2 separate regions of the Homo sapiens genome follow, and region 2 is linked to region 1. A link is a contact called in ENCODE Hi-C or POLR2A ChIA-PET data. All regions are on one chromosome and are shown on one strand. Each heading gives the region's core, a stretch centred on a gene start or an enhancer-like site at or near the end of the contact. The rest is flanking DNA. Distances are from core to core; before and after follow the strand shown. Region 1 holds the start of CDH15 (cadherin 15). Region 2 holds the start of CDK10 (cyclin dependent kinase 10).

What was found. Hi-C counts contacts between places; a loop is a spot of excess contacts on that map. ChIA-PET counts read pairs that join two places held with the same protein, here RNA polymerase II (POLR2A). Pooled maps may share reads with other maps.
Region 2: a loop to region 1 is called in a map of naive thymus-derived CD4-positive, alpha-beta T cell, with 16 times the contacts of the local background. The contact joins the promoter of CDK10 here to the promoter of CDH15 in region 1. A Hi-C loop is called at or near these places in 1 of 168 maps with a recorded cell type or tissue (naive thymus-derived CD4-positive, alpha-beta T cell) and 5 of 50 pooled maps. POLR2A ChIA-PET finds 5 or more read pairs at or near these places in 3 of 52 experiments (HEK293 and activated CD4-positive, alpha-beta T cell).

What each region holds. Positions count from the first base shown.
Region 1 is chr16:89,169,788-89,173,477 of GRCh38, forward strand. It overlaps CDH15 (cadherin 15), which reads left to right and starts at 1,961. Exons shown (of 14, transcript NM_004933.3): 1 at 1,961-2,086. The coding sequence starts at 2,045. RefSeq lists a silencer at 1,397-2,036.
Region 2 is chr16:89,684,249-89,687,938 of GRCh38, forward strand. CDK10 (cyclin dependent kinase 10) reads left to right here and starts at 2,441. Exons shown (of 13, transcript NM_052988.5): 1 at 2,441-2,549. The coding sequence starts at 2,463. LINC02166 (long intergenic non-protein coding RNA 2166) reads right to left here and starts at 2,664. Exons shown (of 3, transcript NR_184152.1): 1 at 2,199-2,664; 2 at 562-1,427. RefSeq lists a silencer at 2,626-2,875.

The DNA.
Region 1 (3,690 bases), core at 711-3,210:
GACACAAGGAGAAACTGAGGCACGGGGGAGAACCTCCAGCCCAAGGCTCCGAGCTGGGACTGGACCCAGGCTCCTGCCTCCTGACCTTCCTGCTGCCCTGGGAGCATGTGGAGCGGGGTCCCTCGCGGGGGCACCTGCCCCTGGGGGATAGCCCGCCAGCCAGGGAGCACACCCTCCCGCAGTGGTTAAGCCGGCTGCTTCCCTGGCCCCGCCCTGCATTTGGGGCTCACCCAGGACCTGGCCCAGCTTAGCCTTTCCCTTAGAGACCCCCACATCCCATGGAGGAGGGATTTGGCCTCCGTTTCTCCCCGAGGTGGGTGGGAGGCAGGTGGCTGAAGCGAGGTGGGTGCAGGGTGGAAGCGGAGAGGAGCTGGGGTTGGCAGACCGCAGCCTCCCCAGACCTCTTTCTGGGGGGAGGGCGAGCACTTCTACCTCACCCCTGCACTAGTCCCGTGAGGATGAAAACCAAAAGCACTCAGAGGGCTTCTCCACCCCTATTTTGAGGTCACTGACCACAGAGGCAGGATGGTGGTCCCCAACAGGCTACACCCCAGCCCCAGAGGCCTCCCAGTCTGGAGATGGACTCCCTGCCCTCTCTCATCTTGGAGCAGTGAGCGCTAGGGACAGTCCTGGCCTGAGCCTCCCGGGCAGCCTGGCCTCCTTTCAAGCAGGCCAAGTGCACAGATGCTGCCTGCACCTGCACAGCCACCCGCCGTCGACAGGAGAGCAGAGGTACCGGGTCTGCTCCCATCACAGAGAGGAACGGGCTCCCCGGCCCGGCCCTGGGCTGGTCGGCAACCCCCACTCCCCACCCTGCCTGCTCAAAAGAAAGGATCCTCCTGCCTCCAGCCCCCTCCACCCCCTCTCCAGGACCTTCCTGACCGTGCGCTGGGCCTGTGCAGGTGTTGAGCCACACCCACACCATCCCAGGGGGCGGGGTCTCGAAGGGGAGAACAGGTGCCACAGTCAACAGGAGGGAGGGCTTCTGGCCGAGGTGGCAAGGAGGCTCCAGGAGGCGGCAGCGTTGACCTTGGGTGTTGAGGGATGATGAGAAGGAGTTCTGTAGGAAGGAAGGTGCTCCAGGCAGGGGGCCTCGGGGAACAAGGGGATGCTGGAGGAGGTGCGTGGACTGGGGGAATTGGGGGTGTCCTACGAGCCACGCTGGTATCAGAGGCGTGTGAACCAGAGCAGTTCCATACTGAATAAGAGCTGGGCAAAATGAGGTCGCGAGGAGGTGCGTGGAAGGCGGGCCTAGCGTTCAGTGGGATGCGGGGAGGCGCAGGAGACGCAGCCAGAGAGGCGAGGGGCCCAAGGAAGTGCTCAAGAGGTGTCCCCCGGCAGGGACTACAATGCAGATTCCCTGGAGCAGGGGCGAGCCGGGCCCAAGGAGCAGGAAATGAAGAAGCCAGGAATCCCAGCTGGTCCCTGACCCGGACGCACCCACCCTGCCTTCCCCACAGCCTGGCCTCTGGCTCTGCTCCCAACGCAGCAAGCCGGGGTATCTCCGACCTAGCCCTGGCCCTGCCCGCCGGAACCCCGCAAAAGCTATCACTCAGCCCTCGGCCCCGCCCCGGCCCCACCCCGGCCCCACCCCGCACTCTCACAAGGTGTCACTCAGCCCTCGGCCCCGCCCCGCCCGCCCCATCCTCCTCTGGCTCCGCCCCACCAGCCTCGTGCGGTCACCGCCCCGCCGGCGCACCTGCGCTGTCACTCAGCCCTCGGCCCCGGCCCCGCCCCGCCTGCCCCACTCGCACACGGGCTATCACTCAGCCTGCGCCCCGCCCTAGCTCGCCAGAGGCTCCGCCCCACCCGCCTGCCAACACGCTGTCACTCAGCCTTAGCCCTGCCCAGGCCGGCCCTCGGCCCGTCAGAGGCCTCCTTCGTGCTGTCACTCAGCCCTTGCCCCGCCCCCTCCCCGCCCCCCTCACACGTGCTGTCTCTGTCTCTGGCCCTGGCCCGCCCCGCGCACTTGCGCTGTCACTCAGCCTGGACGCGCTTCTTCGGGTCGCGGGTGCACTCCGGCCCGGCTCCCGCCTCGGCCCCGATGGACGCCGCGTTCCTCCTCGTCCTCGGGCTGTTGGCCCAGGTAAGGCATCGGCACCTGCGGGGGTCCCCGCTGCCTCCCTCGACGCTGCGGGACAGTGTCTTCAACTGCAGCCGCACAGGTCTCCCCCAGAACCACTGGCCCTGGTCGCCTTTGGGGGCCTGTGAGCGGAGTGGCTCCGGGTGGGTCCCTGGGCTGGGGGCAGCACCCCAGGGGTTGTGGGGAGTGAGTGTAACCAAACACTCCATCTGGTGGAATCACCCCCAGGACTGCAGAGTGCTGCTGGGGTCAGGGACCCCAGGCAGGGGCCACCCAGGTAGCCGTGCCCTCTCTTTGGAGGAACCGCTGCCGGGGTCTGGGGGTTGCCAGTCTTGAGTGGAGCAGAGAGAGGGGGGAGCGGCAGGAGTGCCCCTCTCTGGGGGGCTGGGGGCCAGGTTTCTATAGGGACTCCCTGCGGTGGGCACAGGACCCCTGGCTAGTCTTGGGTTTTGTCCAAACCCCCCACCCCAAGTTCCTGGCCAGCAGGGGTGGCTGCAGGCCCTGCCCCCAGGAACTCACCCTCACGGCTACTTCTCGATTGGGAGGGCCCAGCCCGAGCCAGGTCGCAACACACGGCCTTGCAGAGTGGCGTGTGGCAGCCCTGGGGGCTCTGTTCCTGGGCTTCACCTGGGACCCTGCCGCAGCTGCCTGGGGTGATCAGGCCTGGGGGCCCAGCCCCCAGAGGCTGCTGGACTCTGCCCCTAAAAATCTTGTCTGGACTGCTGGCACCGTGGTCTCTCCAACGTGGGAGCAAGCCAGAGTGGAAGGAAGCCCAGGCCTCAGCCCCCCACACCCGACATGGGTACTGCCTAGCTGGAGCCACGTCTCCTCACACCCTAGGGGGACCTAGACATGGAGGATGTGGCCTCAGTGGCTTCAGCCCCCAGGGACTGGGCTGGGCTGGGGCATGGCCGGCTGTGGTTGGGACGTCACTGGGTACAAGAGGGCAGCCTCTCTCTGGCCAATTCGAGAGAGAATGCACATAAAGGGCTTAGCGGTGCTCACAGTATTCATTGCTCTTGTGGTCCTGGGGTGGTCAGGGAGTGCTGGACACAGTGAGTAAGGGAAGCCACTCCTTTCCCAGCCCCCACTGAAGGGGCTTCCTGAGTCCCCTCATTCCCACAGGCCTCCCAGCTCCAGCTGGCTCCAATTTCAGCCCCTGGCAGCTGACCAGGCGCCTGGCCAGCCAGACCCTCCAGCAGCTGCCCCTGAGGGCACCACGGCTCCTGCCACCCCCGACTCCCCCATCTGGAGACAGTGGTGGGGGGAGACAGTGGCTCAGCATGCGTGCTCACCCCCCGGCCCTCCACCCCTCAGCCCTCTGCCGGGGAGCGCAGGCTGGGGGGCTCCATGCCTCCAGGGCCCTTCCCCACCTGCTCTGGGGACAGGGTTTCTTCCCTGGCACCCCAACCCAGGGCATGGTGGTGGGGAGGCTGGCGCCTGTGAAAACATTCCTCCAGACCTCTTCCTTTGGATTTGGGAGTGTCTGCCTTTCAAAAGGCCCCAGGGGGCTCTGTGGCAGGTGGGGAGGCAGGCAGGACCTCTCCCTCCTCAGAAGCCTTCCCTCTCACTGTCCCTTCTTTTCTCGCCCAGGGCTGGGGGACAAT
Region 2 (3,690 bases), core at 1,191-3,690, 510 kb after region 1:
TGCAGTGGCACGATTTTGGCTCACTGCAACCTCCGCCTTCCGGGTTCAAGCGATTCTCCTGCCTCAGCCTCCCGAGTACCTGGGACTACAGGCAACCACCACCACACCCAGCTAATTTTGTTAGTTTTAGTAGAGACGGGGTTTCACCATGTTGGCCAGGCTGGTCTCGAACTCCTGACCTCAAGTGATCTGCCTACCTCGGCCTCCCAAAGTGTTGGGATTATAGGCATGAGCCACTGTGCCTGGTCACAACACCTGCATTTTCTTTTTTTTTTGTTTTTTTTTTTGAGACAGAGTCTCACTCTGTCACCCAGGCTGGAGTGTAGTGGTGTGATCTTGGCTCACTGCAAGCTCCGCCCCGTGGGTTCACACCATTCTCCTGCCTCAGCCTCCCGAGTAGCTGCAACTACAGGCACCCGCCACCATGCCTGCCTAATTTTTTGTATTTTTTAGTGGAGATGGGGTTTCACTGTGTTAGCCAGGATGGTCTCTATCTCCTGACCTCGTGATCGACCCGCCTCAGACTCCCAAAGTGCTGGGATTACAGGCATGAGCCACCACGCCTGGCCAACACCCCCATTTTGTATACCACACTCAACTCCCCCATTTTCTACATGCTGATCAAAACCAATCTGAATGGAGTCTAGGTCTGGCTGTGGGCTGTTGGGAAGAGGCCCCCAAATCTGGCCATCAACTGGCCGCAAAACTGGCCATAAACAAAATCTCTGCTGCACTGTGACATGCTCATGATGGCCATGACTCCCACACTGGAATGAGGGCAAGGAACACCTGGCCCACCCAGGGCGGAAAACCGCTTAAAGGAGTTCCTGAACCACAAACAATAGCATGAGCGATCTGTGCCTTAAGGACGTGCTCCTGCTGCAGATAACTAGCCAGACCCATCCCTTTATTTCCCGTAAGAAGTGCTTTTAATCTATAATCTATAGAAACAATGCTTATCACTGGCTTGCTGTCAATAAATATGTGGGTAAATCTCTGTTCGAGGCTTTCAGCTTCGAAGGCTGTGAGACCCCTGATTTCCCACTCCACACCCTATATTTCTGTGTGTGTTTCTTTAATTCCTCTAGCGCCGCTGGGTTAGGGTCTCCACGACCGAGCTGGTCCCGCAGTGGGCAGTGGTTTGGGCCCGACCGAGCTGGTCCCGCAGTGGGCGGTGGTTTGGGCCCGACCGAGCTGGTCCCGCAGTGGGCGGTGGTTTGGGCCCGACCGAGCTGGTCTCGCAGTGGGCGGTGGTTTGGGCCCGACCGAGCTGGTCTCGCAGTGGTTTGGGCCCTGCTTGCTCGACTGGATTTCAACAGTGAAGCCAGATTAGAGGACATGCTGGCTGCCCCGATCCTGGACCTGGACCAATGGTGCTTCCTAAACATTCCATGTCAACTTTTCTTTTTCCACCTTCCAGGGCTGGGCTGTGAAAGAGATTGGAGAGGCAGGTGCCTGTGAGAGAAGCTTCTACCAGCCTGGGAAGTCAGGTCTTCCATGAGTGAGGGGAGGTATCTACTTTGCCAAACCTTGTTAGGGAATGCTGACATAGCTGCCTCTTCCTGCCCAGAAGCTAAGCTTGAATGCCACCCCTCACAGAGCTTCTCTCCTGTCTTTCACTCACTCCTGCTTATTTCTGTGACAGAACTTGACAGCATGGACATTGCCACTTGCTTCCTTCAGTCTCCTGGAGTCCCCATGTCCTGAACACAGAGGAGGCACCCAAATGCTTGCTGAAGCCACATCCCTGGACCAAGTGACCTGACCCTCACCTGGAGGACCTTCACCTTCACCTCTCACCTGGAGGACCCTCTCACCTGGAAGACTCTCTCACCTGGAGGACCACCCCACCTGAAGGACTCCCAACTGGAGGACCCTCTTACCTGGGGGACCCCCTCCGCTGGAGGACCCTCTCACCTGGAGGACCCTCTTACCTGGAGGGCCCTTCACCTGGGGGACTCCCCCACCTAGAGGATCCTCTTACCTGGAGGTCCCCTCACCTGGGGAACCCCCCCCCCACCTAGAGGATCCTCTTACCTGGAGGGCCCTTCACCTGGGGAACCCCCCCCCCCCACCTAGAGGATCCTCTTACCTGGAGGACCCCCCACCGAGAGGACCCTCCCCCCCCACCTGGAGGACCTCCCCACATGAAGGACTCCCACCTGGAGGACCTTCTTACCTGGGGGAACCCGTCTCACCTGGAAGACCTTCACCTGGGTAATCGCCGTGGCCTCCCACTACGGCGCAGCCGGGTCGGCTGCCCGGGCTTCACCCTAAAATAAGGCCCGAACTGCAGCAGTCGGAGCCGATCCCTGGAGCCCAGCGCCTAGGGCGGACCCGCGGGAGCGTCTCTTGGTAACCGTTGCTAAGGAGAGGAAGCCCGGGAAGGAGCTTTCGCGCCTGCGCCGCGGGGCCGTCCGCGTCTGCGCCTGCGCGCAAGAGAGGCGGGGCCAGCGCTCGGCATGGCGGAGCCAGATCTGGAGTGCGAGCAGATCCGTCTGAAGTGTATTCGTAAGGAGGGCTTCTTCACGGTGCCTCCGGAACACAGGGTGCGCGGGGTGCCACCCGGGCAGCTCTGCCCGCCTCGCTAGCGGCACTGCCCGGCTGGGTCTGGGGAGCCTCGTGTCGCGCTGCCGCGCCGAGGCTTCCGGCACGGGCGGGAACGACAGTCCCAGAGTTCCCCGCGGCGGGGGCGGAAGCCGGGGCGGGGCGGGCTCAGGACCCCCGACAGCCGGTCCCTGGAGATCTGAGGGGCCGGGGCGGGCTCAGGGATGCCTCGCGCCCGCGGAGAGACGGGCCCGGGACTTGGGAAGAGCAAGCTCCGGGATCCAGCTCGGGCGCTGCTGGGTTCAGCGCCCGAGCTGGGCTTTGCAGGCTGAGCCGCGAGCCACTTGTTTGTGGGGAGAATTTACACCCGCGACGAGTTCGAGCTTGAAGGCTCCCGCTGGGCTTGGGCTGCATGGAGCGGGGTCCAGCGCTGCCTGGCGGCTTCACGCGAACCCTGGGCGCGTCCCTTGCGGAGGTGCCGGTGCCTCCCTCTGCAGAGACCAGGAGAGAGCCTCTGGGCGTTGGGCGGTGTTGCCCAGGTGCACGGCTGGTGGGGGTGGAGAGCCCTGAACTTTGGCCGCTGGTTTGTGTTTTTAACTGCTGGCTGGTGCTCTGAGAGGCCAAGCCACGTGTTCAGTAAGAATCATTAACAGATCGTGGCTGGATGACAACAGGAGCCACACTTTACTCATCCAGACGTGCAGCAGGCGCTCACCGCGTTGAGAGCCGTGTGCTGGACTCTGGGGTGAAGTAGTGAGTTGGCCTTTTCTTTTTTGTTGTTTTTTTGAGACAGGGTCTAGCGCTCTCGCCCAGGCTGGAATGCAGTGGCGTGATCACGGCTCAGTGCATCGTCAGCCTCCTGGGCTCAAGTGATCTTCCTGCCTCGGCCTCCCAAGTGCTGGAATTACAGGCGTGAGCCACCGCCCCCAGCCTGGCCTGGCATTTCTTTGAGTTCAGGAAGTGTGACAAGGATTTGGACACCCAGAAATAAGCGTGTCGAGAAGAGCACAAGCAGAGGATGTGAGAAGGGGAATTAAGGCGGGAAAGGGAGTTTGAGACTAGGCCATCAGTGAGTGACAGGCCAGATGCTTCTGACTCGGTCCCCAGGTGTCAGGAAGGAATCAGACTGAGGACAAATGCGGC